Linked DNA regions of Homo sapiens: all the other regions are linked to region 1. The links are chromatin loops, found by intact Hi-C in ENCODE. Cell type or tissue: endothelial cell of umbilical vein. All regions are shown on one strand. Each heading gives the region's core, and the rest is flanking DNA. Links, peaks and the distances in the headings are about the cores only.

The links. Hi-C counts contacts between places; a loop is a spot of excess contacts. Peaks named below come from ENCODE experiments on the same cell type or tissue, not always from the same donor. Only the 100,000 strongest peaks of a DNase experiment are listed, where the experiment ranks them.
Region 2: it touches region 1 in a loop (11-fold over the local background); 21 of 110 quality-filtered maps call a loop at or near these places.
Region 3: a loop joins it to region 1, with 15 times the contacts of the local background. A loop is called at or near these places in 106 of 110 quality-filtered maps.

What each region holds. Positions count from the first base shown.
Region 1 is chr20:1,308,541-1,319,231 of GRCh38, reverse strand. SDCBP2 (syndecan binding protein 2) reads left to right here. Exons shown (of 9, transcript NM_080489.5): 4 at 814-914; 5 at 5,734-5,892; 6 at 6,470-6,645; 7 at 6,724-6,895; 8 at 8,341-8,432; 9 at 8,737-9,323. The coding sequence ends at 8,791. FKBP1A-SDCBP2 (FKBP1A-SDCBP2 readthrough (NMD candidate)) reads left to right here. Exons shown (of 10, transcript NR_037661.1): 5 at 814-914; 6 at 5,734-5,892; 7 at 6,470-6,645; 8 at 6,724-6,895; 9 at 8,341-8,432; 10 at 8,737-9,323. SNPH (syntaphilin) reads right to left here. Exons shown (of 7, transcript NM_001318234.2): 7 at 9,905-10,691. Among named protein-coding and RNA genes, the nearest start is that of SDCBP2-AS1, 11 kb to the left of the region's middle. In endothelial cell of umbilical vein, for the core only: a CTCF peak has its summit at 5,563 (motif pointing left); a DNase peak (open chromatin) is centred at 5,451; H3K27ac peaks cover 643 bases.
Region 2 is chr20:1,498,900-1,509,590 of GRCh38, reverse strand. No RefSeq gene overlaps it. Among named protein-coding and RNA genes, the nearest start is that of SIRPB2, 13 kb to the right of the region's middle. RefSeq lists a silencer at 8,801-9,001 and an enhancer at 8,460-9,011. In endothelial cell of umbilical vein, for the core only: a CTCF peak has its summit at 5,770 (motif pointing right); a DNase peak (open chromatin) is centred at 5,790; H3K27me3 peaks cover 818 bases.
Region 3 is chr20:1,431,417-1,442,107 of GRCh38, reverse strand. No RefSeq gene overlaps it. Among named protein-coding and RNA genes, the nearest start is that of NSFL1C, 30 kb to the left of the region's middle. In endothelial cell of umbilical vein, for the core only: a CTCF peak has its summit at 4,622 (motif pointing right); DNase peaks (open chromatin) are centred at 4,647 and 7,017; H3K27ac peaks cover 1,047 bases.

The DNA.
Region 1 (10,691 bases), core at 3,040-8,039:
AACGATTTGAGTCACCTCAAATCAGCATTTCAGCACCATTCTGGTGATCCAATCTCATGTGACCCCGGGAATGAAATACCACACTTGTCAGACTTCCTTGCTGGAACTATGGCTGGCCTGGGGTGGGGGCAGGTGGGGAAGAAGTGGACGGCAGATAGCGGCTCAAAGAGAGAAGGGGCCAGAACCCCACTTGCCTTATTCAGCTTAGGCTTCCATAACAAAATACCATAGGCTGGATGACTTCAACAGCAGAAATGTATATTCCCACAGCTCTGGAGGCTGGAAGCCCAAGATCAAGGTTCTGGCCAATTCAGTTTCTGGTGAGGCCTCCCTTCCTGGCTTGCAGATGGCCACCCTCTGGCTGAGTCCTTACATGGCCTTTCCTCAGTGTACTTGCTTAAAAGAGAGAGAGAAAACGAGAACACGAGAGAGATACAGCATGAGAGCGCATGCATGAGCCCTCTGTTGTCTCTTCTTATAAGGACACAAATCCTTATAAGAAGGGATTAGGACCCTGCCAGTCCTGGTGGGAACCATTCGCTGAGGGATGCAGAGGTTTCTGGGTGTCAAATAAAGTCAGTGGAGTTGAATAGCAAAGTGGTGCATGAGGACTCGGTGTCCTACCCTGCACCTGGGCCCTCTGAGGAGCGCTCATCAGTGAGTGTTCCTGGGGATACCCCACAGTCTTGGAAATAAATACCATTCCCAGGCTCCATTTCTTAATAAAAATGAGCAGCCACAGGGGAGCCAGGCAGGCATAGGGAAGCACATGTCCTCTAATGACACATTTATTCTTCCTTCTTTCCCTATCAGTTTTGTACCCAAACTTGGCAGAACTGGAAAATTATATGGGTCTTTCCCTCTCCAGCCAAGAAGTCCAGGAGAGCCTGCTTCAGATTCCAGAGGGTGACAGTGTATGTATTTGGCTTCTGCCTGCTGCGGGCGCAGAACCTCCCAATCCTCCCTTTTTCCTGGTCTTGCCATTTCAACAGACCTTCTTTCTCTCTGTGCTCGGACCTCCCCTCTCCCCAGCACTCTGCTGGCTCTGTTTCTTGATGGCACCGTTCATTTTGAGGCTTCACGAAAACCACTGTGGGCTTTCATGGTTTCAGATCTTCCCACAAGCCTTGGGGATGGAGAACCAGGGCTTGCCCTTTGACCTTGGGCCTGAGCTGGATGAGAAGGGAGGTCATTAAGCCCAGCGTGAACCTGGGGACATCAAAAGCAGGGCTGCCTGCATGGATAAACAGAGCCGAGAGGGCAGGAGCTCGTCACCCAACTCTGGTCCCCAAATTAAACAACAAGGCTCAATTCCTGCTTTCCATGGCTTCGGGGAGCAAAAGACACCATCACAGAAATATATGCCACTGAAAACATATTTACCTGTAGAACCAGTCCCCGCCTAAGCCCCTTGCCAGTTAGCTCTAGCATCCCTGCGTCCCACCTGTCAGTCTTCCTGCCAGGCTCGTCCTGAGCCGATGAAACTGAAAGTACAAACTGCAAAGTTGTCTAAGGCTGGGGAATTTCATGAAGTTCATGGATATGATGATAGAGAACTGTCACAGACACATACAAAGCCACTGCCAAAACGAGGATCTGACAGGAGGAAATCCACAAGGATGAGGCCATGTGGGACCCTGAGAAGAACTGATGGCACCCTGGGGTGTTTCTCCACAGTGGCCCCCTTCATGGTCGTGCTGTGAAAGGCAGACATGAAGCAAAGAAGGTCCTTCTGTAGGCAGCCCCACTGTCATCACTCTTTGTTCCTATAATTAAGACATAAATGCATTCAACCGTAATTTTGATAAAATATAAGATGATGAATACATTTTTATAATTTAAAATTTTGTATGTCTTTTAACTTTTTATTGTTAAACAGTAGATTCCCAGGAAGATGCAAAGTGAGTACAGAGAAGTTGTTAGTACCCTTCACCCAGTTTCCTCAATGCTTATGTTTTCCATAGCTATAGTACACTATCAAAACCAGGAGTCTTACGCGAGTACAGTGTGTCTCTAGTTCTATGTCATTTCATCAGTGTGTAGATTCATGTAACCAGTACTGCAATCCATACAGAACTAGTTCATCACCACAACCACCTCCCTCCCAGGCTGCTTCTGTATAGTTATGCCTGCCTGCTTGCCACCCTCCCTAACCCCTGGCATCCGGCCCTCTGTTTTCCATCTCTATAATTTTGTCATTTCAGAATGTTACATAAGTGGAATCGTACAGTATGTGACCATTTGAGGTTGGCTTTTTTCACTCAGCACAATACCCTCTAGATCCATCCAGGCTGTTGTGTGTGTCAATAATAGTTCATTCCTTCTTACTGCTGAGTAGTATTCCATGATGTGAATGTACCAGGGTTTGTTTAACCTGTTGAAGAATAGCTAAGTTGTTCCCAGTTTTTGGTGGTTACAAACAAAGTTATTCTTATACAGGTTTTTGTATAGACATACGTTTTCATTTCTCTAGGATAAATGCCCAAAGTGCAATTGCTAGGCTGTATGACAAATGTATGTTTAAGTTTTTTAAAGAAACTGCCACCAGGTGTGGTGGTGCATGCCTGTAATCCCAGTACTTTGGGAAGCTGAGACAGGTGGATCACTTGAGCCCAGAAGTTCGAGACCAGCCTGGGCAGCATGGTGAAATCCTATCTCTACAAAAAATACAAAAATTAGCCAGGTATGGTGGCTTGTGCCTGTAGCCCCAGCTACTCAGGAGGCTGAGGCAGGAGGATTGCTTGAGCCCAGGAGGTGGAAGCTGCAGTGAGCCAAGATCACAGCACTGCACTCCAGCCTGGGTGACAGAGTGAGACCCTGTCTCAAAAAGAAACTGCCAAACTAGTTCCTGGAGTGGCTATACCATTTTATTTTGCCGTGAGCAATACATGAGTGCTCCAGTTTCTTCATGTCTTCACCAGAATTTGGTATTATTACTATTTTATATTTTAGCCACTATGATAGGTATAATGATGGCTCATCATGGTCTTAATTTGCATTTCCCTGGCACCTGATGATGTGGACCATCTTTCCATGTGCTTATTACCATCTGTATATTCTTTCCGGTAAAATGTTTCTTCATATATTTTACTCATTTTCTAAATGGCTTGTTTTCTTCTTCTTGTTTTTTGAGACAGGGTCTTGCTCTATTGTCCAGGCTGCAGTGCAGTGGTGCGATCACGGGTCACTGCAGCCTCCACCTCCCGGGTCAGGTGATCCACCCACCTCAGCCTCCCGAGTAGCTGGGACCACAGGTGCACACCACCATGCCCAGCTAATTTCTTTTATTATTGTTATTTTTATTTTTTGCAGAGACAAGGTCTTGCTATGTTGGCCAGGCTGGGGCTTGTCTGTAGTGTTTTGGGAGTTCTTTGTGTATTCTAAAGTCCTTTGTCAGATGTGTGGTTTATGTTTTCTCTCAGTCTGTAGCTTAACAGTTCTGAATTTTGATGAGGTCCAGTTTATTGATTTTTTTTTCTTTTGTGGCTCATACTTTGTAAAGAAATATTTACCTAGCCCTAAGTCCGAAAGATTTTCTCCTTCGTATTCTTCTAAAATGGTTATAGTTTTATGTTTTGCGTTTACGTTTATGATTGAATTTGGGTTAATTTTTTTGTAAGGAGTTAGGTTTCAGTCAAAGTTCATATTTTTGCCATGGTTGCACCATTTGCTTTTTTTGTTGTTTTGTTTGTTTGTTTGTTTTGAGATGGGGTCTCACTCTGTCACCCAGGCTGGAGTGCAGTGACATGATCTTGGCTCACTGCAACCTCCGCCTCCTGGGCTCAAGCGATCCTCCCATCTCAGCCTCCTGCGTATCTGGGACCACAGGCACGTTCCAGCACACCTGGCTAATTTTTGTATTTTTGTAGAGATGAGGTTTCACCCTGTTGCCCAGGCTGGTCTTGAACTCCTGACCTCAGCTGATCTCCCTGTGTTGTCCTCCCAAAGTGCTGAGATTACAGGCATGAGCCACTGCGCCCAGCCAACACCATTTGTTGAAAGCACTCTTGCAAAAAGCAGTTGACTTTACTCATTTGAGGCTATTTCTGGATTTTCTACTTTGTTCCACTGATACTTGTCTATCCCTTCACCAGTACCACACTGTCTTGATTATTGTAGCTATATATAATAAGTCTTGAAATTTGGTGGTGATTCCTCTCGCTATTCTTTTTGTCAGAATTGTTTTAGCTATTCTAAATTCCTTTGTCTTTTCATATAAAGTTTAGACTAACCTTCCCTGGATCTGCAAAACATCTTGTAGAGATTTTGATAGAAATGGTGTTATATCTGTATATCAATTTGGTGGCAATTGACAGCTTTACTAATTCTTTCAACACGTGAATACAGAGAATCTTCCATTTATTTAGGTCTTCTTTGATATCTTTTATCAGTATTTTGTTGTTTTCAGCATACGGTTCCTGTATGTGTTTTGTTAGATTTACACGTATTTCTTTTTGTTGTTCTTGTTTTTAGGTTTTATTTTGCTTCGTTTTTGTTTTTAACAGAGATGGGGGTCTTGCTTTGTTGCCCAGGCTGGTCTTGAACTCCTGGCCTCAAGTGGTCCTCCGGCCTTGGTCTCCCAAAATGCTGGGATTACAGGAGTGAGCCACTGAGCTCGGCCTCTTTTTTTTTTTTTTTTTTTGAGTGATTGTAAGTGGTATTGTATTGTATTCCTTTTCTTTTCTTTTCCTTTCTTTTCTTTTCCTTTCCTTTCCTTTCCTTTTTTTTTTTTTTTTTTTTTTTGAGGTGGAGTCTTGCTCTGTCACCTAGGCTGGACTGAGCAGTGGCTCAGTCTTGGCTCACTGCAACCTCCACCTCCTGGGTTCATGTAATTCTCCTGCCTCAGCCACCTGAGTAGCAGGGACTACAGGTGCTTGCCACCAGCCCAGCCAATTTTTGTATTTTTAGTAGAGAGGAGGTTTCAACAGTTGCCCAGGCTAGTCTTGAACTCCTGGGCTCAAGTGATCCATCTTCCTCGGCCTCCCAAAGTGCTGGGACTACAGGCATGAGCCACCACGCCCAGCCTGGTGTTGTATTTTAAATTTCAGTTTACATGTGTTCGTTGTTAGTATACAGAAGTACAATTGAATCTTGTGTGTTAATTTTGTATCCCAGGACCTTGCTAAACTCTTTTATTTGGTCTAGGAGTTTATTTGTAGATTCTTTGGGATTTTCTAGTAGACCATCGTGCCATCTATAAATAGGAACCGTTTTATTTCTTCTCTTCTGATCTGTGTGACTCCCCCTCTTTTCTTGCCTACTGTGCTGGCTAGGTCTTCCAGTACCATCTTTAATAGTGTTGGGAGAGTGAAGTTCCTTGCCTTTTTCTGCATCATGAATTTGTATATTTTTACATTTTTCTCAAGACAAAAATCCAGTCCTTTTATCCCCTGTTGCTCACTATTTACTGTGACTTTTTCTATTTTAAGTGGGTTTTAAAGGAGGCTTTTCCTGATGCCAGTTTCCCTTGGGAAATGAAGGGCCTCTTCCTGTATCCTCGCCCCTTCCCTCCCCGTTTTCCTGGCTTTTTAAGGGCATGGACTTTGACGCCCCCTAGTGGCCGCGTGGAGCCACGTCTCCTCTCGCCCCTAGGGGAGAAGCGTGGACTGGGGACGTGGGGGGACCCGGGGACGGCTCCATCCTCCTTTCCCCATCCCTACCCCCACCCCAGTGTCTCCTGAGGCACAGGGTCCCCACGGGCCGGGCTGACCCCCTGCCCCCTGGTGTCTGCAGACAGCGGTCTCGGGCCCCGGGCCCGGCCAGATGGTGGCACCGGTAACCGGGTACAGCCTGGGCGTGCGGCGAGCTGAGATCAAGCCCGGGGTGCGCGAGATCCACCTGTGCAAGGACGAGCGCGGCAAGACCGGGCTGAGGCTGCGGAAGGTCGACCAGGTAGGGCGCGGGGGCTGGGTGGGAAGAGGAGCTCGAGCTGCACGCGCTCTCCCGCCAGGCCTCAGAGCTCAGAGGGCCCGTCCACAGTAAGGAAGGTGCAGAGCGGGCCTCCTAACCCCAGCGGCCAGGCTCTTGCCCCCAGTCCCTCCTCCCCGAGACCCGGGCGGGGCTGGTGCTGGGTTGCGCAGGGCCCTCCACTGGCCTCTCCGTGGGCTTCCGTCGCTCGGAGGAGCCTCCCTTCCCCACCTGCCCTTCGCTGCCCAGGGCATCTAGCTTCCAGGCGACGGTGTAGACAGCCGACGCCAGGGAAGCCCATGCCTTTGTGAATGGTACAGTGGAGTGTTTCGGAGTGCAGCCCCAGGCCAGGGTTGAAATCCTGACTCACCTGCTTCCTAACTATGAGGCCTAGAGTGTTTCCTCCCCGGTAAATGGGGTAACCTTGGTGCCTGCCATGCAGAGCTGTGTCCCTGGCACCCTGTAGGTTCCTGGAGTATCAGGAGGAAAACAACAGGTTGGAAGAGGGATCTGTGCCTAGGGTGGGCCAGGGACACTGACTCTGGGGCCCTGCCTCCCCCAGGGGCTCTTTGTGCAGTTGGTCCAGGCCAACACCCCTGCATCCCTTGTGGGGCTGCGCTTTGGGGACCAGCTCCTGCAGATTGACGGGCGTGACTGTGCTGGGTGGAGCTCGCACAAAGCCCATCAGGTGGTGAAGAAGGCATCAGGCGATAAGATTGTCGTGGTGGTTCGGGACAGGTGAGTAGCCAGGCCCGGGCAGCCTCTCCGTCTCACCCCAGCCATGTCCCCAGGACAGCTCACTGTCCCTCCTGCCAGGCCGTTCCAGCGGACTGTCACCATGCACAAGGACAGCATGGGCCACGTCGGCTTCGTGATCAAGAAGGGGAAGATTGTCTCTCTGGTCAAAGGGAGTTCTGCGGCCCGCAACGGGCTCCTCACCAACCACTACGTGTGTGAGGTGGACGGGCAGAATGTTATCGGGCTGAAGGTAGGCTGGTGGCCGCACCAGGGAGGGACTGCCGGGTGGTGGGAGGGCTCAGGTCTTTGGGCAGCTTGCTTACCCCACCTGAGCCTCAGCATCCTCTTCCTAAGGTTGCTGTGAGGGTTCAGTAAGACGGTGTTCGTAGGGCTGGGTGCGGTGACTCACGTCTGTAATCCCAGTGCTTTGAGAGGCCAAAGCAGGAGGATCACTAAGTCCAGGAGCACGAGACCAGCCTGGGCAATGTGAAACCCTCTTTCCACAAAAAAAACTAAAAAATTAGCCAAGCGTGGTGGTGCACACCTGTAGTCCTAGCTACTCAGGAGGCTGAGGTGGGAGGACTAATTGAGCCTGGGAGGTCAAGGATGCAGTGAGCTATGATCATGCCACTGCACTCCAGCCTGGGCAACAGAGAGAGACCCTGTCTCCAAAAAAAAAAAAAAAAGACAGTGTACCTAGAGCTCTGAGCACAGTGCCAGGCACATAGCAGGTGCTTAATACATAATAGCTATTGCTGGCTGCATGGACACCTCCTTGCTCTGTATGGCACTTTTTTTGGTATAGTGGATCATGTTCAGTAGTTTAGGAATGTTTTAGAAAATCGTTATTCAGAAATCCATGGGGTCGTGAGGTTCTTCAGAACTGGGTTTGTCCCAGCCAGCCACACTTCTTGAGATCGTTTGTCTTTTCAAAGTTTATTTCCACCTGTGGCCATCACTAGTCCTGTCTAGCACATCTTCTCACATTTATTTTCGAACAACCAAGAAAACACATAACCAGATAACATACATGTGTAATGTAAAGGTCAATAGGCTCTGAGTGAGGGCCAGAGGCTCTTCTATGGCCATAACGTTAGTGTTTGGACCACCTGGCACGCTTTGCGTAGAGACTTTTAATTTCTTGTTCTTCCCATGATCTAAGTGGTGTCTGCAGGCCCATCTCTTTTTATCAAACAAGCAAATGTAAGAGGATGTAAGAGGAGGAGGATCCTTATGGCCCTGGAGGCAGCAGGAGCCAGAGGGTGGATGGGTACGCCTAGTACCTCCCACAGGATGGGGAGGCATTTATGCTTTGAGGCCAGAACCCAAATGTGACTGTGGGCTTGGTGAGTCTCTGGGAGCCCTTGGAAGGGGGAGGAGAATCGCATTGATGAGGCCCTGTTACGCGTCAGGCTCACACCGCTGGCCTTCAAGCTGAGGGTGGGAAGAGGCATGCTCATTTGACCAAGGAGATCCTCAGGTGGGAGACCCATGTTCTCACTCAAGCAAGACCTTACCTGGGAGTCTGCTGGGACCCTCATCTGACAGGCTCGGGGTCCGAGGCAGCCCTGCCCTGCAGTCAGCCATCAGTGGTGTCCTCTAGCAGTGGCCATGCTGATCCCTCCACAGAGGGGCCTGTAGAGTTGCCCCTGGTCCCCAATCCTTAGGGTGATCGCTTACTTGCCTCCTCCCTAGGACAAAAAGATCATGGAGATTCTGGCCACGGCTGGGAACGTTGTCACCCTGACCATCATCCCCAGTGTGATCTACGAGCACATGGTCAAAAAGTAAGGCTGCACCCCTCCTCACCCCTCCTCACCCCTCCTCTGCCATCCCCTTCACCTCCCGGCCTCCCAGGTGCACCTGGCTCAGCCACTTCCACTTTCTCAGTGCTGACACAGGGCACAGGCTCAGCCAGCTCTATCCTCCCTTCCCCTCCCTCCAAGGTAGCTTGTGGCTTCTGGTGATTCGAAAGTCTTAGAACTGGGAGTGAAGGCCCACATGGGATGCACTGGCTCGGAAGGGGGTGGAGGTTGCTGGAGGGTGGAGAGAAGGAGCTGCCAACCTGGTCACTGTTGTTGCTGTATCCAGGTTGCCTCCAGTCCTGCTCCACCACACCATGGACCACTCCATCCCAGATGCCTGAAGCCACTGCAGGGCAGGGCAGGCAGGGGGGGCTTCCCGCCCTCCTGCAGCAAAGGGCAACCACCCTCGGATGATGGGTTGCAGCCGGCCTGCTGCTTAAGGTGGGGGCTGCCATGAGGGGGGCGTGTCCAGGAGGGTGACCATGGGATGGCTTATACACACAGGCCTCCTTGGAGCCTCAGACTCCAAGCTAGGCTGAGGCTCAGGCAGGGCCCACAGGCAGCCGATTCTCTTGTGCTGATTTAAATGCTGGACACGGAGGCAGGCTGTTTAAACGCTGCTTAAAGTCGCAACTGGGCCCCTTTCAAGAAATTTTGCTCTACCAGGAAAACAGTTACACATTTTAAGAGAACAGAGCTACGTTCTTTGTGAGAGCTTTTTCCTTGCCTTGACTTGCTCTTTGTCACAGACTGCATAAGTTGTCAGCCTTGACTATCTTTTGAATAAAGATTTGATTTTAAACAAAACCCTGTCCGCAAAGGTAATTGATTCCCCCAAAACTATTGAAAATAAAATAAAAAGGTAACTGAAAATTCTGGAATCCTTGGTCCCCTGACGTGCCAGGGCTGGTTTCCTCTTAAACCGTGGTGAGACCAGGGCCTTTTCTACGCGTGGCCTCTGAGAGCCATGATTTGGCTCTGCCTCTGTCACGTGCCACCTGCCAGCCTGGCGCGGGGATGACTGGAACTGGGGACAGGATGGAACTGTGGGGATGGGGTAGGACTGTGGGGCAGTGGGGCTGACAAAGGGAGCACTGGCTTTGGGGCACCCCCCGTGTGACCGTGGCTGCTTCTGCTTCTGCAAAGTGGGCATGAGAAGCCACTTTAGGGGGTGTTGGGGAAGGTGAGACGCGATGTGCTCATGGCGCCCAGCAGGGTGTGCCATGTGGGGGCAGGGGGAGGTGGCTCCAGACTCTGAGCCTGACCCCAAGAGGGCAGTGGTGCCTCAGCCCCACACAGCTCTCTGCTTCCCTGCACATCAGAGATGATCGCTGCCCACGTGGCTTTTTCCCGTGCGGGTGTTGTGACCCCTGCGCTGGAGGAAGATGGTGTGAACCCTCCCACTGCCTCCCCTTAGAGAAACCACCCAGTATAAAGAAAACAGGCCAAGGGGCTTGCTGTGTTTTCATGCTTTAATTCAGAGTTGTCTGCTGCAGGTACAACTCTGTCTGAACAAAAGGACAAAGGAGACAAGAGTCAAGATCCCTCCCCGCCTCCCCACTTCCCACATCCCCTGAATTCTTCGTGAAGGGGATGGCCTAATATGGGAATGCACTGTGACCTGTTTGCATTGTCCCCCAGGTCAGAGAGGGGGTTGTGAGTTCTCTGGGCAGAGGCCCCTGGGTAGGCCTTGGCCCCAGAACCTTGCAGTTTGTCCCACCCCTCCCCAAAGTGCTGTAAGATACCCCTGCGCTTGTGGCAATTGGGAAGGGTGTGTCAGTGAGAAGCTAAGTGATCCCCTTGGGAGAAATCTACAATAAACTCCACTCAAGCCCAGCTCTCTGTGCAGAGCCCGGGCCCCAGCGTCCGATTCCTGCCTGAGCCTGGACTGGCCGGGCAGTAGTGCCACTCTGGCCCGAGCCCTAGAACTCAGGAGAAGCCACGTCTGGCCGCTAGGCTCCAGAAGGTGGTTCCTGGGGACACTGTTCCTCAGGACCTCATCAGCTCTTGCCAGACGCTGGGGAAAGGGGAGGCCCCAAAGATTTCTGTTTCAGAGGCTGAGGGCAGGAGGAAAAGTCACAGCCCAACGGGAGGAGGTATTAGGCAGGAAGGAAAAGGGTCACTGTGGAGGGTGAGCTCTCTCAGGGGGAGGCCCCGCCCCATCTTTGCCCTCCCAGCCCCATGTGTACCCTGCCTCTTCAGGGCATGGCACCTGAGCAGCAGCTGCCGCACCTCCACCGC
Region 2 (10,691 bases), core at 3,770-8,769, 190 kb before region 1:
TTCCATCTGGATCTCAGCTTTTGCAACTTAAAGGTGCATTTGCTCTCTGTTTCTGCGGTGACAGCCTCCCATGAGGCAGATGCATCACATTTTTCTGCTGCCTAATTTGGCCACTGTCAAACATACAATACTGAAGGAAAGGCATTGGTGAAAACAGCACTGCCAGAGCTCTGCAGTGACACCAGCAGGCATGTTTTATAACGATGCGTCAGAATCCTCTACACGCTAAAGTCGAGTGAATCTTAACCCTGTGAACATACTCGAATCTTCAAACTATACATTTTTTATGCGTGAGTTATACCTCAGCAAAGCTAGAAAAGAAAAAAAAAGATGTCTGCATTAACCACGCAAAACACACCAATTCCCTGTGTGCCTTATCCCTATAAATTTCTAATACTCTTCCATTAGTAAAAGGTGGGAAGAGAGAAAAGAATGAGTTTCATGAAAACCATTCGGAACCCTCATTTTTTTTCCAGAGTCCCTGATGTAAGTGATCTCAGGCTTGGCAAGAAAAAGCAAAAAAGTCAGATAGAAGGAAAGTTCAGACTTATTTATTATTTATTTACCTTGTTCTCAGAAACTAAAGCTCAAAATCCACAACCTGTAGTTTCTGTGATGCTTTAATAAAGGTGATATTGGACTCATCCATATACAAGTGTTTTTTGTTTGTTTATTTGTGTGTTTGTCTGTTTTACCATATTCATTCTCTGTGCACAGAGACAGTGAGCTACTTGAATTTTTTCCCCAGAAGCCTCCAGACAACTCCCCTTCACATCTCAACATGTGTCCCAGCCTCAGGGGACTGGCTGCCATAACTGCCTTGGACCAATGATGATTCATCTCCTGGGGCTGGGGAAGGGCCTAGGTTTCCCTGAAACTGTTGCTGGGTGGAATGGCTATTCTGTTAGCAAGGCAGGAGGGACATTTGGCTGTGCAGAGGCCCAAACAAGGGTATCTTCCAAAATGGATGGTGAATTCAGTGAGCTATGGAAAACTGCACCCTCCTAGGATGCAAAGCCCTAGACATTTCCAGGCCTGTGAGGTGCTGAATTCATGCCAGAGAAGATTTTGGCTTCAAGAACCAGAACTTTGGGAGCTTCATCAAATATCCCCAAGGAAGAGCTTGTCATAGAGAGACTGCAGCAGGTAGTAGAACCGGCCAACTTCAAATGGGACTTTGTCCAGTTAGGCCTGGACAAAGAGCAATGGCCATAGTGACCCATAAAGACTGAGAACCAGAATTCATCTCCTTTGTCTTGGAAGGCAACAGCCCCGGTGCCCTGATCCAATCCAAGAGTGGAGTGGGGAGCTATGGAAAATAGCTGCTATTCACTTTCTCTCCAACCATGGTAGAGGCACATGCTCAAACTGGATTTCATAGGATTAAGAAAAAAAAATCTTAACATTACATGCTTATTACAAAGGAAAAAAGAATACAGTGGAAATGCCTGGAAGACATCACAAAGTAATCAAAGTGAACATGACTAGTAATGGGACCGATTGTGTGCCTTCTGATTGGAAGCAATGAGAACACAGCATCACTTCCAGATATTCCTGCCAAAGGTGCCAAAACCTGACTCTCATCATGAGGAAGTGTTAGAAAAATACAAAATTAGGGGCATTCTACACAATAACTGGCCTATACTTTTAAAAAGTGTCAGGGTCATAAAGTAAAGGAAAGGAGATTTTTTTTCTATATTAAGGAAAACTAGAGAGGTATGGCAACTAAATGTAACTGGATCCTTTCTCTATAAAAACATGTTATTGAAACAATTGGCAAAACTTGTAGGGAATCTAAAGATAAGATGGTAATAATGTGCCTATGTTAATTTCCTGATTTTGATGGTCTGGTGGTCATGCAGGAAAATGTTCTTATTTGTAGGAAATACGCACTGAGATATTCAGGGGTGTCTTAGTCCGTTTGGGCTGCTATAACAAAATGCCATTAGCTGGGTAATTTATAAACAACAAAAGCTCATTTCTCACATTTCTGGAGGCTAGGAAGTCCAGGGTCAAGGCACCAGCAGGTTCACCATCTGGTGAGGGTTTGCCCTCACTTCCAAGATGTCACCTTGCTCCCTGTCCTCACATGGCAGAGGGGATAAACGCTGTGTACTCACATGACAAAAGATGGCTGAGGAGCTCTCTTGAGCCTCTTTTCTAAGGGTACTAATCCCATTCATGAGGGTGGATTCCTCATGACTTAATCACTCCCCAAAGGCCCTACCTCTTACTACCATCACATTGGCTATTAGGTGCTAACATGTGGATTTGGGGAGATACCAACATCCAAGCCATAACCAGGGACGATAAGGCAATATGCCAGCAATTTATTCACAGATGTTTCTGAAAAGAGGCTCTTTATCCCACACTTGTAACTTTTCTACCAGATGAAGATTGTTTCCAAAAAAACTGTAATTAAGTAATATTCAGGTATTATGGAGCAATTCATATCTGCTGCAAAACAGATAGGTAGCTGACATACACTGAAAGCGTGCTGTGTGCCAGACTGTTCTGAGTACTTTCCGTGTTATAAACTGCGTTACTCTCATAACAACCAGATGAGGTATAACCTATACTTACCTTAATTTTGCAAATGAGAAAAAATGAGACACAAAATTTTATTGACTTGTCCAAGGTTGCACAGCTCCTAAGTGCCTGGCTGGAGTTTGAACCCAGGCAGTCTGGTTCAAACTCCCTTGTTCCTAACTACCACATACTCTCTTCTGATACTTTTGTCCAGTCCAATGGCCTTATATATCATTGAAATATAGCTCAAGGACTCAAATTTATTTCTCCAGCTGGGACTTCCCCCATGAATTTCATGTCCATCTGTCTACTCAACAGCTCCATTTGTCTGCCCAATAATATCTCAAAGCTTACATCCCAAAATCTGGCCTTCTGCTTATCCCCCAAAACTCTGCTCCACCCACAGACTCCCCCATTTCGGCTGATAAGAACTCCATCTCTCCAGCTGATGAGCCAAAAACCTAGGAGGTATGCTTGATTCCTCTCCTCTCTTATCCCGCTCCCTTTATGTCAGGAAATTACATTAGCTTTAAAATATATTCAGAATCTGACTATTTCTCACTATCCCCATTGCCAGATTTCACCCTTCATCCTCTCGTTCCTGGATTGCTGCCATTAGCCCCTCACTGGTCTCCCTATAGCCAGCATAGGAATCCTTTCAAACAAAGGCCAGATCATGTCCCACCTCTTCCCAAAACTTGCTACAGCTGCTCATCTCACTGCAAGTAAAGCCAAAGTTCTTACCTTGGCCCTCACAGCCCCTCACCACCTGCTTACCCCAACCCCCTTTCCCTGGTCTATATTTCTTTCCACAGGCCTTATCACTTTCTAAGATACTATATCATTTACTTATTTACTTTATTTATTATTGTGTATTGCCTGCCTCCCCAATTGGGATGTGTACTTCAGTTAATAAGGACAGTGAGTTTTGTCTGCCTTATTCACTGATGTATCCTAAGCACCAAGAATAGTTCTGGTACATAGCGCATGCTAATATTTGTTGAATGAATCAGTGACTACACCCTACAATCTCTCATATTGGGGTGAGAGCAGAAATGAAGAGAAGGATGAATAGACAGCAGGAGACAGAGGGGGAGAAAGAAGAGAGAGCCCCTAGGTCTAGGGCTGCAGAGAACATTCCTTAGTCCTGCCAGCTCTAATAGCTTGTCCCATGATCTGTGGCTAGAAGTTATCACAATATTTATGAAAATCACTCTTTGGGAAGGTAGCAATGAATACTGGATAGTAAGAAGGAGTTTGTGTGCTTGTTCTGGCCTCAAACCCAGGGCTGATCAATGTCTACCATTTCCCTGGCTCCTGAAAGATGCATTCTCTGATGTGGAGCATTGTCATGTGTCATTACCAGGTTCCAGGGAGGGAAAGTGAAGAAAGAGCTGCCCTTTGCTTCACCTCTTCTGAGTAACAGGGTTGAAATTCTCTATCTTCTCTCTGGCTCCAAGCACTCTCCTGCCCTGCCCCTCCCTTCTTAGGATAAATCCAGTTAACAGAGCCTGAGGCCCCAGGCACCATGACTGGCCACATCCAGTCCACCCACATCGGTGGCCCCTGGCCAACTTTACTGCCAACCCTACTTGTGGGATGCTCCTGTGTATAGGATAAAGCACACAGAACAAGGTGCTGGGAGGCTGAACCCAAAGGCTACTAACATGGCAGACCAAGACGAGCGAGAAAGGAAAAGCCCATACAAAATAACAACAACCTTCCCCAATTTCTTTCCAAGTCAAGTTTACCCAAACTTGTTGAACAGTCTCCCTTTGTGTTCCTGTCCCTGTACCCAGTTTATTGAACAAGCTGGACTCAGTAGGGTTGAAGCAGAAAGCTGCTTCATTCTTCTTCACCACTGCCCTTTCAAATCTGCCAAATTATTCCTCCTAAGAGGCAGTAATGGTACCTATTATTCAGGTAATAAAAATTGCAATCTCTCATTCAATATGAGTGATGGTGGGCTTCTTGGCTATTTTCCACCTTGCTCTTCCATTCTTCTTTTCTCTCACTGCCACCTCTGGAGCAGAGGAAAGGGGAAACTAAGGACTAAGGCTGGGGTGATTTATGACTTGCCCATATTCTTGCCACCTCATCAGGCCAAGGGCAGGATTTAAACCCAGATCCCCCTGACCAGAAGCAGAGGTCTTTCTGCTCCACTGCAGCTATAACACATTTATCTCTCTTTCCCTCTCTATAACACACACTCGCCATAACACACGTATCTCTCTCCCTCTCTCTCTCTCTCTCTCTCTCTCTCACACACACACACACACACACACGGTGTGGGGAAGGCGTTTAGGTCCTTCCTAGCTAGACATTCTGCTGCCGAAATAATGATGCCTGAATATTTGGTGAGAACAAAAGCGCTGCATACATAGGCATGTCAAAAGGAAGCCTAAAAATATTTAACAGACACAAAAAATAGTCGGAATCCAGGTGTTCAGGCTGCTTTAGGGAGGTGTTGCTTCCCGGGATGTTGGGAGACTACCAGATAAATGCTCACGAAACAGCACAGCTCAGATCAATTACATCACGTAGAAAATCGGACAGAAGAGGACTTGCTTCCTTACTGATAAAAGACCTAAGACTAAGGCTGACCTTGACCAGGGTATACAACCAGGGTGATTGAAAGAAATCCCACTCCAAGTGGAGCCGGGCTACATAGGACCTGGGGTGGAAGATAGATCCAAGGAGCAAGACGGAGGGATCTAGCTCCAATTTCTAAGTCCTGGACAAGGGAAACCTGTGTCACTGTGTTGTACACTGGAAACTGCTCAGCTACGTTGAGTAGTGAAGTAAAAAATGAAGTATTAATTTAATGAAAGTACCCAGCATGGCCCTGAGAAAGTGCACTATTTTATTGGGAAAAAAAAAAAACTTTGTTAAATATTATAAGGTGCTCAGTAGCATTAATAATCATGCAAACTGGGAAGAAACCCCAACTCCTGACTTCTCTTTGGGAGGGGAAAGGAGTGGAACATTGATCCAATATTTTGACTTTTTGGGGTGCTGCCAAAGGACTAGTTTCCATCTTGCCTGAATTTAAATGCTGACGGGAATGAGGACCAGGTTTGAGGCCACTGAAAACGAAGATGATCAACATGACTTGGTCTAGCACCAAAATATGCAGTATCACAGATAAATAATAGGTGGAGCTATTAGTTTGTTCTAGCATCAGTCTGCAGTATCACAGACAGAAACTAGGTGGAACTTCAGTACCGTGGCTTACTGCAGCACCAGCCAGACCGCAGCATCATAGGCAGACACTAGAGGGAGCGCTTCAATAGAAAGACCTCTTCCGTTACGTGATTACACACTAAGTCCCAAAAGGGTGCATTCCCAGAGAAGGGTTGACAGGTCTCCAGATTCTCTAGCCAGGCTGATTGGAGAAAGTCCTCCCTGTAGAAAACCAGACCACAAAGACTGCACGGGGTAGCTGAGTTTTCAAATGCCAAAGTACCAAGAGAAGATAAGAAGACATATAAAGGGACAGGAAAACATGGCCTATTCAAAGAAACACATTACATCTCTAGAAACTGACCCCAAAAAAATACACGAATTATCTGACCAAAAAAATGCAAAATAATAATCATAAGAATTTTCAATGAATTAAAAGAGAGTACAGACAGACAACTAAATGAAATCAGGAAAACAATGGATGAACAAAAAGAAAATATCAAAAAAGAGATAGAAGCTATGAAGAAGAACCACACAGAAATTCTGGAACTGCAGAATACAATAACTAAATTTAAAAATCCACTAGAGGGGCTTAGGAACAGATGTTACCAAGAGAAGAAAGAATCAGCAAATTCAAAGACAGGAGTTTTGAAATTACTGAAGCAAAGGAGAAAAAAAGAACTAAGAAAAGTAAAAGGAGCATAAGAAACTTATGGGACACTATGTGTAACATTATGGAACAACCTACACACTATGAGAATCTAAGACAGACAAGAAAAAGAGAAGGCACCACAGAGACTTTTAAAAAAAATGATGGCTGGAAATTTTTCTAATCTGAGGGAAAAAGTAGACATACAAATTCAAAAAGCTCAACAAGCTCCAACCAGGACGAATCTAACAGCATTTACACTAAGACACAATTAAACTGTCAAAAATAGAAAAGAGGCTGAAGTGGGAGGATCACTTGAGCCCAGGAATTTGTGGCTACAGCAAGATGTGATCACGCCACTGCACTCCAGCCTGGGTGACAGAGGGAAACTTTGTTTTAAAAAAAAAATGACAAAGAGTGAATCTTGAAAGCAGCAAGAGAAAAGCAACTTGTCACATACAAAGGAGCTCCTATTAAATCATCAGCTAAAGTCTCAACAGAACCCTTGTAGGCTAGAAGGAGTGGGATGTGATGAGAGAAAAAATAACTGCCAACAAAGAATACTATATAGTACTAAACTGCCTTCAAAATGAAGGGGAAATGAAGACTTTCCTGGATAAACAAAACTGAGGGAATTCATCACCATTAGACCTGCCCTGAAAGAAGTGCTGAAAGGAATCCTTCAAGTTGAAATGAAAAGATGATGAATGGCAACACAAAGCCATACAAAAGTATAAATCTACCAGGTAAACATAAACATAGAGACAAATATAAAATCTGGAAGTATTGTAACATAGCTGTATAAATCACTTTTGAATTTGGTATAGAATTTTAAAAGCGAAAGCATGGGAAGTAACTAAAAATCTATGTTGATGAATACACAATATAAAAAGAGGTAATTTGTTTTGTTACAGTAACATAAAGAGGGCAGAGAAGTAAAGAAGTAGAGTTTTTATATGCAATTTAAGTTAAGTTGTTATCGGTTTAAAATATCTTGCTATAACTTTAAGTCTCTTTGTGTAGTTGCAATGGTGATGACAAATAAAATATGAATAGAATACCAATGCTCTTCAACTTATGATGGGATAACATAAGAATAAACCCATCAGAAGTCAAAAATATTGTAAGTCAAAATTGCATTTGATGCTGGCAACACAGCATACTGTCCCTGACTTATGTTCAACTTACAAATTTTCAACTCTACAATTATGCAAAATAATACACATTTAGTAGAAACCATAACCCCATTGTAAATCATAGGAACTTTTTATCTTATGCTGGGCTTACATTCAGGTACTGTCTGTATACACAAACAGAATTGAAAAGAGAATCAAAATATGTCAGTACAAAACATACAAGAAGGCAGCAAAGGAGAAAAGGAGCAAAAACCACTGGACAAGACATATTAAAATATATTGAATGTATTATCCATATATATAGACAAGTAACAAAACGAAAATAGTAAGTCCTTCCATGTCAGTAATTACTTTAAAGGCAAATAAATACCTCAGTTAAAAGAGATAAATGAGAAAACATAAAAACAACAGAGCAAGATGATGGAATAGAAGCCTCCAGCAATCATCTCCCCCAGGAAGGACACTAATTTAACAACTGTGTACACACAAATAAAAGAGCCTTCATAAGAACTAAAAATCAAATGAGCAGTTACAATACCTGGTTTTACTTCATATCACTGAAAGAGGCACCGAAGAGGTAGAAAAAAAGTCTTGAATAGCCAACACCACCCCTCTCCTAACCCCTGGCAGTGGCAGCATGGTGTGGAGAGCATTTCTGTGCACTGGGGAAAGGGAGATCACAGCAGTTGTGAAGCATTGAACTCAGTGCTGCCCTATTATAAAAGAAAACAAAATGGGACCAAACTCAGCTGTTACCCACCCAAAGAGGGAGCATTTAAACAGCCTTAGCCAGAGGGGAATTGCTAATCCAATCTCAGTGGTCTGAACTTCAGTTCCTGCAAGCCTTACCACTGTGGGCTAAAGTACTCTGGGGCTCTAAATAAACTTGAAAGGCAGTCTAGGCTCCAAGAGCTACAACTCCTAGGCAAGTTCTAGTGCTGAACTGGGCCCAGAGACAGTGGACTGAGGGAACATGCAACCTACTGAGACACAAGCCAGGGCAGCTAAGAAGGTGCTGGCATCACCCTTCCCCTAACCCCAGGCTGCACAGCTCACGAAAGAGGCCTCTTCCCTCCACTTGAGGAGAGGAGAGGGAAGAATGAGGAGGACTTTGTCTTGCATCTTGGATGTTGGGAATAATGCTCAAAATCCTAAGGAAATTGAACACTCAAACAAGGATTCTTAGCAAAGCAATTTTACTTCTGCACAGAGGGGTGCTTCTCCTTGGCCAGTCACCATGAGAGCACACTTGAACAAGAGCCTTTATTCCTGAAGCAAGTCCTGCCCCTGTACCCTTTCCCCATTGGCCATGGTCAGGCAGTACAATCTAAATTAACCCTGGTTGGCTAAACATTTGAACTTTTTTTCGGATAAGGAGGGTATGTAAGGAAGAGAGGCGAAAGGGGAAGGGGTGTCTGCAGTGAGCTAGAGAGCAAGTCTTCTTGCCAAATAAGGAAAGGAATGTGAGCTGGTACTGATAACACCTGGTACTGTGGCGTGTCTGGGCATGTGACAAAGACAGAAAGGAAGAAAAAAGAGAAAAGTGAAAAAGGGGTGGGGAGGTACTATGAATTAAAGAATAAAGGATTGATCAGGCTATTTGAAGAGAAACCTCATCATATCCCACATGGATATCAGCTCAACCACAGCAGGATAGGGCACCGTGAGGCCCCTTTTCAGGTCCTAGCTCCAGGATGATATTTCTTGACACACTCTGGGCCACAAGGGAACCCACTGCCTTGAAGGAAAGATCCCACTCCTGGAAGCATTCATCACCTGCTAACTAAAGAGACATTGTGCCCTGAATAACCAGCAGCAATACCCGGGTACTACGTTGAGGGACTTGGGTGAGACTTTCTGGTTCAGGTGAGACTCAGCACATGACTCACCACTCAGTCGTGGTGGCTATGAGGCAAGGCTCCTTCCACTTGAGAAAAACAGAGGGAAAAAATATGAAGGACTTTGTCTTGCACGTTAGGTACCAGCACAGCCACAGTGGGGTGGAGCATTAAGTGGTTTTTTGGGGTCCCCAGTTCCAGGACTTTGCTGGTGAATAGCATTTCTAGACCTATCCTGGGCCAGAGGGAAGCCCACTGCCCTGAAGGGTGAGTTCCGGGCCAGGCAGCATTCACCACAAGCTGACTGAAGAGCCCTTGGGCCTTAAAGGAACATTGGCGGTAGTCTGGCAATACTCCCTATAGGCTTGTGGTGGTGTTGGTCATGGGGTGAGACTCCTCTGCATTTGGAAAAGAGAAAAGAGTGGGAAGAACTGGATCTTGTAGTTTGAGTGCCAGCTCAGCCACAGTACGATAGAATGCCAGATAGATTTCTAAGGCTTTTTACTCTAGTTCTTGGCTCCCAGATGGCACCTCTGGACATGCCCAGAGCCTGAGGGGAACTTGCCATCCTGAAAGAAAGAACACAGGTCTGGCTGGCTTTGCCACCTTCTGATTATAGAGCCCCAAGGCATTGAGTGAACATAGGCCACAGCTAGGGAGTGGTTACAGCAGGCCTTGGGACTCAGTACTGTTCTGGCTTCAAGTCTGACCCAGCACAGTCCTAGCGGTGGTGGCCACAGGCTGCTGTTTCACTCCACTCCCAGCTCCGGGTGACCCAAAACAGATAGAGAGACACCATTCATTTGGGAGAAAATAAGGGAAGAGAACAAGAGTCTCTGCCTGGTAATCCAGAGAACTCTTTTGGATCTTGTCCAAAAGAAGTTATCAAGAAAGTATCTCTATTGGTCTGCAAGAACCAGAGTGTTACTGGGCTTGGAGTGCCTCTTAAAGCAGAAATAGATGCAATTACAACACCAAGTCTTTTTTAATATCTGGAAAGCCTTCCCAAGAAGGATGGATACAAACAAGCTCAGACTAAGAAGACTGCAATAAATACCTAACTCTTTAATGCCCAGACACCGAAGATGCATTTACAAGCATCAACACCATCCAAGAAAACATGACCTCACCAAATGAACTAAATAAGAAACCTGGGACCCATCCTGGAGAAAGGAGATATGTGACCTTTCAGACAGATAATTCAAAATAGCTGTTTTGGGGAAACTCAAAGAAATTCAAGACAACACAGAGAAGGAGTTCAGAATTATATCAATAAATTTAACAAAGAGACTGAAATAGTTAAAAAGAATCAAGCGGAAATCTGGAGGTGAAAAATGCCATTAGCATATTGAAGAA
Region 3 (10,691 bases), core at 2,678-7,677, 120 kb before region 1:
TACTTAAGTGCTTCACAAAGGTCCCACTTTACAGTGCAAAACCTTGAGCCCCAGTCACACTGCTAGTAAGTGGTAAGGTACTGCCTCTTCCCATCCAGAGCCCACGTTCAGCCACCATGGAGTGCAGTATACACTCCATCCCTAACTGCCAGGCCCATATACATACACTTGACCTCCCCCTACCTCCTTCTCACAGTGTCTGCTTAATTAATTAGTATATTGCAGAAGAGATTGTAAAAACACCCACTTAAAACCTGTATCATCTACGGTAGTTTGCACAGGGCCCCCAGCACCTCTGGGAAGTAAGCGAGGCAGGTGATCTAACTCTTACCTATATTGTTGATGCAGCCACCACAGTTGAGAGACAGTCCCTCTGACCTTGGACCAGGGATCACACTGGTCTGGTTCCAGGCTGGGGAAGGATGTTCCCAGCCCTAGTTTTCTGTTTTGGGCAGTCCAGATGGAAAGGCCCATCCACCCAGATAGGTTTTCACAGGTTTAGAAGAAAAAGGATACTCAGCCACTGGTTCCGGGGCTTCTGAATTCAGTTCTCAACTGGGGCATTTTGGATCTCCCCAAAAACTGGTTGGTAAGAGAACCTCCTGGCATTAAATGGGCCAGGACAAGGATGCATGTCAGTTCATTGGATATGCCTTGATAGATACCCAAAACTCATCAAAATGAAAAATAGGCAAAGTAATTGTCATGATGCCCTTTCTAAAAGTGCAGTTTTAACTAGTCTTTGCTGTGGGATGTGGGTTGTTTGATCTTGTTAACAATCATGCCCAGCAACCCTGTAGGTAGAGTCTTGCACAGATCCGGCTGCTTCCTCAGTAGAAGGCCAGGGAAGAAGCAGGCATGTGGTCAAGAGCTAGGCATGGCTTTAATGGCGTTCCAAAGTGTCTTCCAGAGGGGCAGCGGCCCTTTTCATACCCATCCATAGGACAAAGCATGCCCTTCCCTGCCAGGAGCTTAAAGATGACTTAGAGCTCATTCAGGGGAAGCAGCTGGTACAGAAATAAGGGTTCCCTGCTGCTCCCTGTCTCCTAACTCCCAGCATTTCAGAGAGAACTGCCAACTCCTGATTCCCAGGCCCAAATAAAAGGCCTTCCTTCTTTAAATGGGCGTTGGGCTCCTGTGTTGAGGGTGTGTGGCTGGGGATCCCAGTCCCCCTCTTCCAGGCCACACTCTTCCCAGGCCAGGACAGGGAAGCAGAGTAGAAAACACTTTTTGACTTGTAGCATCTGACCCAGGTCCCAGTCTGAGCTCCTGCACTGTGACTGTGCCTCTCTGTTTCGGTGGCCTCATCTCATGCCATGTCCAGTCCATCAGCAATCCTCTGGGTGCCCCTGGTCACCCCTCCCCTACGATCATCTGGGCCAGCCTCCGTAGTCACTCACCTATGACTGCAGAATCTCATCAGTCCCCCAGCTTCTGCCCTTGCCCCACCCAGGCAAAGGGCTTCTTTGGCACCATTAACCACAGCCTGCCACTCCCATCCTTTAACGTCCTTGGGAGCTTTCCATTACCCCTGGAAACTTCTAAGACCTGCAGAGCCCCATAGGCCCTGGCCCCTTCCCACCACCCTCCATCCCTTTGACCTGCTTCATTTTTCTTCTCTCTGCTCCATCTAATATGTACTCTATTTATTAACGTGCTTGTTTCCTTGGTCCCCCCACTAGCTTATAAACTCCATGAGGGCAGAAATGCCTGTTCCTCACTCTTGTATCCGGAGCAGGTGGCATGGTGTCTGACGCATAGTAGATCCTCAACAAGTGCGTGCTTGGATGAACCTGTGAAATGGAGACCAGACCTTATCTAAAAGGATGGAAGGCAAGAAGGCTTTTAAAGCACCCCCATGTGGTGCCTGCTTGGGAACTGCAGTCCCTCCTCCCAAAGCAGGTTCTCAGCCATGAGGGGGCGTCCTAAAGGGCACCTAGAGCCACAGGGTGTTCCTGCAACAGGTGCTAAGAAGATGTGTCTGGGGTAGGAAGCGGGTGTGACAGGAATGTCCCCAGTCCCTTCTTGCCCTGTCTCAGCTGGACCAAGAGGTTTATTAAGGGCCAGTTACCCTCCGTGTTGAGCAACTGAGAACCTCAATGCCAGGACTAGGACTTGCTACTACTAATCGTAATAGCAGCTGCCATCATTTGAGCACTCACTTTGTGCCAGGCCGTTTGTGCCTTAACAACCCAAGGGTACCATGGTTAGCCCACTATGGAAGAAGTTACTGAGGCTTAGAGCGGTGATGGGACTTGCCTGAAGCCACACACGGAGTAAGAGGCATTTGAATCCCCAACTACCTGAACGCAGAGCCACAGCCCTTGACCCCGAGGCTCTACTGCTGTGAAAAAGGCAGGCACAAAGGCAGTGGCAGGAGGGACGATTGGGTCGGGCAGGGAGGGACAGGGAAAACGGAAGCGGACACCCTTGAACTGGGTTGTGAAGGGTGATTAAAGGTTGGTTCTCTGACGAAAAGGCAAAAAAGTTGTCCTTCCTCAAGAGACAAACTCAGAGGGCATGTGGAGGCTTGGGGCAGGCTTTGAACTTAGGTTCCATCTTATACCAGGCATGACCTTAGACAAGTCACCTAAGCTTCTCTGAGCCTTGGCTTCCTCATTCAGAAAACAGGGATAATGGTAGTTCCTACCTCTTAGACTATGGGGATTAAAGATGTCTGTGAAGCCCTTGACGCATAGGAGGAACTTTATGAATGACAATAGGTGCTGCTGTGTAGCCCTTACCATGTGCCGGGCGCTGTCAAACACTTGAGCATGATCTCATTAATTCTCAACACTCCTGTGAAACAGGTGCTTTTATTATTCACATCTTTACAGAGAATGAAATTGAGTGCCTTGCACGTGGTAGACAACCTGGCCATTAAACGTCTATTGGTTAAATGATCGGAGAATCAGAGAGGAGAAAGCAGTCAAGGACACACTACTAATAAATGACAACTGAGTTTGAACCAAGGGCCATCTAACTCCATCCTCCTGGCCTGGCCTCTGTACCATGAGCTTATTTTAAGTCAGCTCTGGGTGAACCACCTGCAGCAGGAAAAGCTCAGGCTTAGGAGTCAGCCTGCTGGGTACTAGCTGTGTGGCCTCGGCAGGTTCCTTAGTTTGATCATCCATGTGACAATATACTAAGATGGAATTATTTCCATCCCAATTTGGCTGGGTTCCCAAGGCAATAGGGGGCCTAGCTACTCCACCTCCCAGGATGAATTGCTGTCCACACACAGGGCTTTCAAAGACATGGTCAAAAACTAGCTGTGTGTCTCCTTGCCTCTTTCCCACACCAAAGACGTTAAAGGTTCAAGTTGGAGCTCTGAGAAGAGTTTTCTTTAAAGGAAGTTACTGGAGGGCTTTGAGTGCACAGGGGAAGGGGGAGCTTTCCTTCTCCCTCAGCCTAGGGATTGGTGTCTCAAGGAGACCACTCAAGAGCTTGGAGATGACGAAGGTGCCAGGCACCCACCTCACACCTGAGCAATCTTGAAAGCAAGAGGCTGATGAAGCAAAGAGAACTTGGTGTGAAGGAGCTTGTGCTATAAGTCCCATCAGCCAAATGTGGACCCATGAGGCAGCCAGACTGGACTGTCCTGGGTCTTGCTCTGGAAGGACAGAGGGACCTTAGTGCAAGATAGACCTTGGGTTGCAGGACTGAGGGAGGAGTTACAAGCAGCCAGCTAGAGAATCTATTGGCTTCCTCAAGGGAAGTGAACCAAGATCTGAAGAACCAACAAGTGCACCCTAGAGGGAAGCCCAGAGCATCTGCACCGGCCACAGGAAACCAGCAGGCCCTTCCCCATGTCCCCTGCGACCCTGCCCCTGAGAGAGGGAAGAAGCTGTACTTCTAAATGAAGTTCAAAATCTTGACTATGACCTGGGAATGGCCTTTTTAAAAAAAATTACTTTTAAATAGGTAATATATTTACATGGTGCCAAAAAATGTCTTAGATACCTCCCTTCTTATCCATGCCATTTGCCCAATTTCCCCTCCCTCCCTCCCTCCCCACTATAAGTTTCTTAGTTGTCCTTGCAGAGTTCCTAAATACAAGCCGATACTCTCTGTCTATTCTGAGGCATCCATTGTTTCCCATATTTTAGCAACTCTGAAATCAGAATGCATCATACAAGAAGGCAGTCCTGGTGTCACCTAATACCTTAACATATTTATTTTGTCTATATGTTTCCTTTTTATTTGTGCCCAAAGTTGATATGATATAAATTCATGTCTAAATAAGTCTAAATGAGTTCTCAAATATAAAATTCTAAGCATTGTGCCAATTTAATCAGCAATGGTCTTTCTTAGTGGCATATAAATTAATGGTGGCTTTGTCACTCCTGGCATCTTAGATCCAATAGATCTGCAGCGATTCTTATTCACAAGTGTGTCAGCCTGCCCACCACTATCTACATCTTTTTCCATTTAACAGTAGATTTTGGAGGTCATTTGTTGTGAAGGACATGTGGGTGTCTCCTGGGTTTTGCTGTTACAAACAGTACTACAGTGGCAAAGCTTGTATATGCAAATGTGTAAAGAGTAAATTCCCAGATGTGTAAGTGCTATTTACTCTTGCACCCGCAGTGGACTTGAGAGCCTGTTTTCCCACAGATTCGCCAGCAGGGTGCGCTGTGAGCATTTGCCTGTCAGGTAAGTGAGCAGTGGATTCACAGTGTGGTTTTGTTTGCATTAATACCAGTTGTTGTTGTTGTTGTTTTGTTGTTGTTGTTGTTGTTGTTTGAGACAGAGTCTCACTCTGTTGCACAGGCTGGAGGGCAGTGGTGCGATCTTGGCTCACTGCAACCTCTGCCTCCTGGACTCAAGAGATTCTTCTGCCTCAGCCTCCCAAGTAGCTAAGATTACAAGCACGCACCACCACGCCCAGCTAATTTTTGTATTTTTAATAGAGAGGGGGTTTCACCATGTTGGCCAGCCTGGTCTCAAAGTCCTGACCTCAGGTAGTCCACCCGCCTCAGCCCCCCAAAGTGCTGAAATTACAGGCATGAGCAACCGCGCCCAGCCCATGAATACTATTTATTGAGTATTTTTCTGTACCACATTATTAACTACATATTTCTCATGAATCATCCCATTTAATCCTCAGGCAAGCCCTATAAGACAGGTACCATTTTTAATTCTATTTTAGATATGAGGGTGAGAGAGGTTAAGCAACATGCCTATTCCACCTAGCCAGCATGTGCAAGTCCACAATTTTATGATAAATTTACCTTAGTTTTTTCTTTTTTTTTTTTTTTTTTTTTTGAGACGGAGTCTTATTCTGTCACCCAGGCTGGAGTGCAGTGTCATGATCTCAGCTCACTGCAACCTCCATCTCCCAGGTTCAGGCAGTTCTCCAGCCTCAGCCTCCTGAGTAGTTGGGATTACAGGCATGTGCCACCACACCCAGCTGATTTTTGTATTTTTTAGTAGAGATGGGGTTTTGCCATGTTGCCCAAGCTAGTCTCAAACTCCCGACCTCAGGTGATCCGCCCACCTCGGCCTCCCAGAGTGCCGGGATTACAGGTGTGAGCCACCGTGCCTGGCGATAAATTTGACCTTAGTATGTTTATTTCGGAGCTTGTACTCTTAATCACTCTGCATATTGCCTCCCTTAACATTTACTTGTGCATAAAGTGTTGAATAATATCCAACTTAGGCTTGAATGTTGAATGTTTCCAGCTTAGGGTTTCCTGGAATGATGAATACTAGCATCTTATTCATAATGATCTGATCATAACATCTATGCAAATTTTAGTTATTCCTACTTCAGGATGGTATTCAAAGTCTTCATCGTATGTGGCCAATCTTTGATGAGTTGGTAAAATCTATATAATATAACCTGTTCATTTTTCAGGTATGTGAGCACATAATTATGTTTCTTTAGGATACTGCTTGCTATGGTTGCGGATTTTCTAACTTGCTTTCTCTGTTTTTTTTAGAACATTTTTGTGGGTATGAGAAATTGATGAATATTGTTATTCATGTTCTCAAAGAAAAAATATGCTGATTGGATCACCTCTTCTTTCCTTCCTTCCTTCCAATTGCACCAACTTCCCTGATGGGCATGGCTCCCTTCACTGTCGGGTTGGATTCTCATTACTGTCTTTTGGAGATGCCTGGGATGCACTGCATTGTACAGACAACTGCCTTCATCTTTGGAATGAGTTTTAAGTTGTCTTGTAATAGCTCTTTTGGCTTCACTGATAGAAGGACCCAGATAAGAATACAGTTTTTTCGCATTGTATTTATTAGTGTTCTAAAATATCTTTTTCTTGAAGAGTCTTATGATCAAGCACCCTGTATTTTAGGAAATTCAGCTGTTGTAAATCTACTTTTTTTAAAGTTCTTATTACAGCATGTAACAAATTACAAAAACATGTAATTTGTAAAAAAAAAAAAAAAATCCTAGGAGACTTAAACAAAAACAATCACCAGCTACCTGAAAACTCAGAAAAATTTGGCCTTGTGCCCCCCAGTTGAGTCAGTTAATGAAGAGATTTTGAATAATGACCATGAGGGCAAACTGCCCAAATCAGGTTCTCAGCTCTGCCATTTATTAGCTCTGAGACCCTGGGCAACCCAACAGCCCCTCTGGGCCTCCTTTTCTTCATCTGCAAAATGGGTATGTCAGTATAACTGATACAGAATAGGTGAGCCCCAAAATTGGTGCTTATCCCAGAAGGGTCCTTAGCTTTTAAGGACAAGCCAGTGGAATTGGCAATCTTTTGTTGAACAGTACTGCTCTTTGTAGAGCAAGGATAACTCCTAGGCAGTGCACTTCAGTCAGCAACATATGGGCTCCTGGCAACTGTATACTCACATAAACCCATTTTTAATTACATGCAAATTAAGGGGCAAGCCAATGCAAACTGAGGGACAGGTTATTTAGAACTTCCTAGGAAAGGGGTGGTAACTTCCAGGTAATTACCATGACATTTGTAAACTGTCATGGTGCTTGTGGGAGTGTCATATGCTAATGAGCAATGAGGGCAGCTAGGGATCACTTTCCTCACCATCTGCTGGTTCCTGCGGTTTCTTCACTTTGTGTAGACCACATCCTGTTTTGGTCAGCAGGGTTGTGACCAGAAAATAAGTTCTGCCAGACTGCTGCCTCATAAGAGTTGTTATACATTTGGCCATATGAGTGAGTATTAACTGTTAACCATTTTCTAATTCATTTAATTTTTAAAATTATCATACAGTAAAATTAACTATGTTGTATATAATTATACAGATTTCAGCACACGTATAGATTCATGTAACCACCACTACAATCAGGACACAAAACAATTCCATCATCCCAGAACCTCCCTCATGCAATGCCTTGATAGTCACACTACCCCTCAAACCCAATCCCTGACAGCCACTGATCTCTTCTTCATCATTGTGGTTTTGTCTTTTCCAGAACATCATGTAAATGGAAGCATACAGCATTTAACCTTTGGAGACTGGCCTCTTAGCATAATTCCTCTGAGATTCATCTGGAGGAACAATTTTCATATGTTGTGCTTATGGAAAGTTCATTGTTTTTTCATTGCCAAGTAATAGTCCATGATATGAATGTGCAACAATCTGTCTATCTGTTCAACCATTAGAGGATATTTGGGTTGTTGCCAGTTTGGGGCAATTAGAAATAGAGCTGCTATAAACATTCATGTACAGGTTTTTCTGTGAACAAAATTTTCCTTTCTCTAGGGCAGCAGTCCCCAATCTTTTTGGCATCAGGGACAGGTTTCGTGGAAGACAATTTTTCCACAGACTTAGGGAGTAGGGCGGATGGTTTCGGGATGATTCAAGCACATTTACATTTATTGTGCATTTTATTTCTATTGTTATTACATTGTAATATATAATGAAATAATTATACAATTCACCGTAATGTAGAATCAGTGGGAGCCCTGAGCTTGTTTTCCTGCAACTGGATGGTCCCATCTTGGGGTGTTGGGAGACAGCGACAGATCATCAGGCATTAGATTCTCATGAGAAGCACACAGTCTAGATCCCCTACATGCACAGTTCACAATAGGGTTTGCACTTCTATGAGAATCTAATGCTGCTGCTGATCTGATCTGACAGGAGGTGGAGTTCAGGTGGCAAGCAGTGGGGCAAGGCTATAAATATAGATAAAGCTTTGCTCACTCACCAGCCTCTCACCTCCTCTGTGCGGCTGGTTCCTAACAGGCCATGGACTGATACTGGTTCATGACCTAGGTTTTGGGGACCTCTGCTCTAGGGTGAATACTCTAGAGATGTCTAGGGTCTGGGGTGGCTGGGTTATATGGTAAGTGTATGTTTAACTTTATTTAAAACTGTCAAATCATTTCCCAGAGTGGCTGTTGCACTGCACATTCCTGTCAGCAATATATGAGATTTTTGGGTGCTACTTAGCTTCACCAACACTTGGTATTGTCAGCATTTTTATTTTAGTCATTTTAATAGGTGTGTAGTTATCTCTTGTCATGGTTTTGACATTAGCATGTCTTGTGATGCTAATGATGCTGAACATCTTTTCATATGCCATTTGCCACCCATAAATCCTTTTTGATAAAGCATTTTTAAGAGTCCTTGCCGGCCAGGCATGGTGGCTCATGCCTGTAATCCCAGCACTTTGGGAAGCTGAGGTGGGCAGATCACAAGGTCAGGAGATCGAGACCATCCTGGCTAACATGGTGAAAACCCGTCTCTACTAAAAATACAAAAAATTAGCCGGGCGTGGTGGCGGGTGCCTGTAGTCCCAGCTACTTGGAGGGCTGAGGCAGGAGAATGGCGTGAACCCAGGAGGCGGAGCTTGCAGTGAGGCGAGATGGTGCCACTGCACTCCAGCCTAGGTGAGAGTGCAAGACTCCGTCTCCAAAAAAAAAAAAAAAAAGAGTCCTTGCCTTTTTGTTTATTGGATTATTTGTTTTCTTACTGTTGGATTTTGAGAATTCTTTACAAATTGTGATTACAAAAATATAAATGCAGAATATCTATGAGTCCACCGTTACCTTGATATCAAAGGTATGATTCTATGAGTCCACCGTTACCTTGATATCAAAGGCAGACAAAACGACTGTCCGGTATATCTTATGAATATAGACTCAAAAAATCCTCAACAAAATAGCAAACCAAATCCAGTAGCACATTCAAAGGATTATAGATCATGACCAAGTGGGATTTCTCCCAGAAATGCAAGGGTGGCTCAACATAAGAAAAAAAAAAATCCATCAATGTAACACAACTCTGTAAAGAGGGAAATGATATCACAATAGATACATTAAATGCATGCAACAAAATTCAACACTTCAAACACTTTCAGGATACAAACACTCACCAACAAATCAGAATACAGAGAACTTCCTTAACATGATAAAGGTCACTTACACAAAACCCACAACTCACATTATACTCAATGGTAAAAGAGCAGAAGCTTCCCCACTGAGCAGGAACAAGACAAGAATGCCCATTTTTACCACTACTATTAAATATTGTACTGGAAGTCCTAGCCAGAGCAGTTAGGCAAGAAAAAGCAATAAACAGCCTCCAAACTGGAAAGGAAGCAGTAAAGTTATCTCTATTTGAAGATGAAATAATTCTATGTATAGAAAATATAACAATACCAAAATGCACACAACTACTAGAGCCAATAAACAAATTCAACATAGTTGCAGATTGCAAGATCAGTGCACGAAAGTCCATTTTCTATGCATCAGCAATGAACAGTCTGAAAATGAAATTAAGTAACAATTCCATTTATAACAGCATCCAAAAGAGTAAAATACTTAAACCAAGGAGAAAGACTTCTATGCTGAAAACTACAAAACATTGCTGAAAGAAATTAAAGAAGACCTAAATAAATGGAAGACAACACATGTTGATGTATTGGAATATTAATTGCAAATGATCCACAGATTCAATGCAACCCCTATCAAAATTCCAATGGCATTTCCTAAGGAAATAGAAAAACTAATCCTCAAATTTATGTGGAACTGGAATGAACCCCAAGTAGTCAAAATACTATTGAAAAAGAAACACACCAAAAAAGAAAGAAAAAGAAACACAAAGTTTCAGGGCTCATGCTTCCAGATTTCCAAACATGCTCCAAACTTCTATAATCAAACCAGTGTGGTACTGACATAAGGACAGACATATACACCAGTGGAATATAATTGACAGCCTAGAAATAAATATCTATGGCTAATTGATTTTCAATAAGTGTTCAGCACAACTCAATGGGGAAAGAATAGTCTCTTCAACAAACAGTGCCGGGGCAACTGCATAATCACAGGCAAAAGAATGAAGCTGGACCCGTACCTCACTCCATACACAAAAATTAACTCAAAATGGATCAATGACCCAAATACAAGAGGAAAACATAGGGGTAAACTATTTAGAGAAAAACATAGGAGTAAATATTTATAACCTCAGACTTGGCAATGGATTCTTAGATTTGACACCAAAAGCATGAGCAACAAAAGGAAGAAATGGATAAATTAGACTTCATAAAAAGTAAAACCATTTGCACAATAAAATATATTATCTAGAAAGTAGAAACACAGCCCACAAAATGAGAGAAAGTATTTGCAAATAATGGACTTGTATCCAGAATATATAAAGAACACTTAAAACTCAACCACAAAAAAAAAAAAAAAAATTAAGAAATAGGCAAAGAACCTGAATAGACATATCTCCAGAGAAGACATACA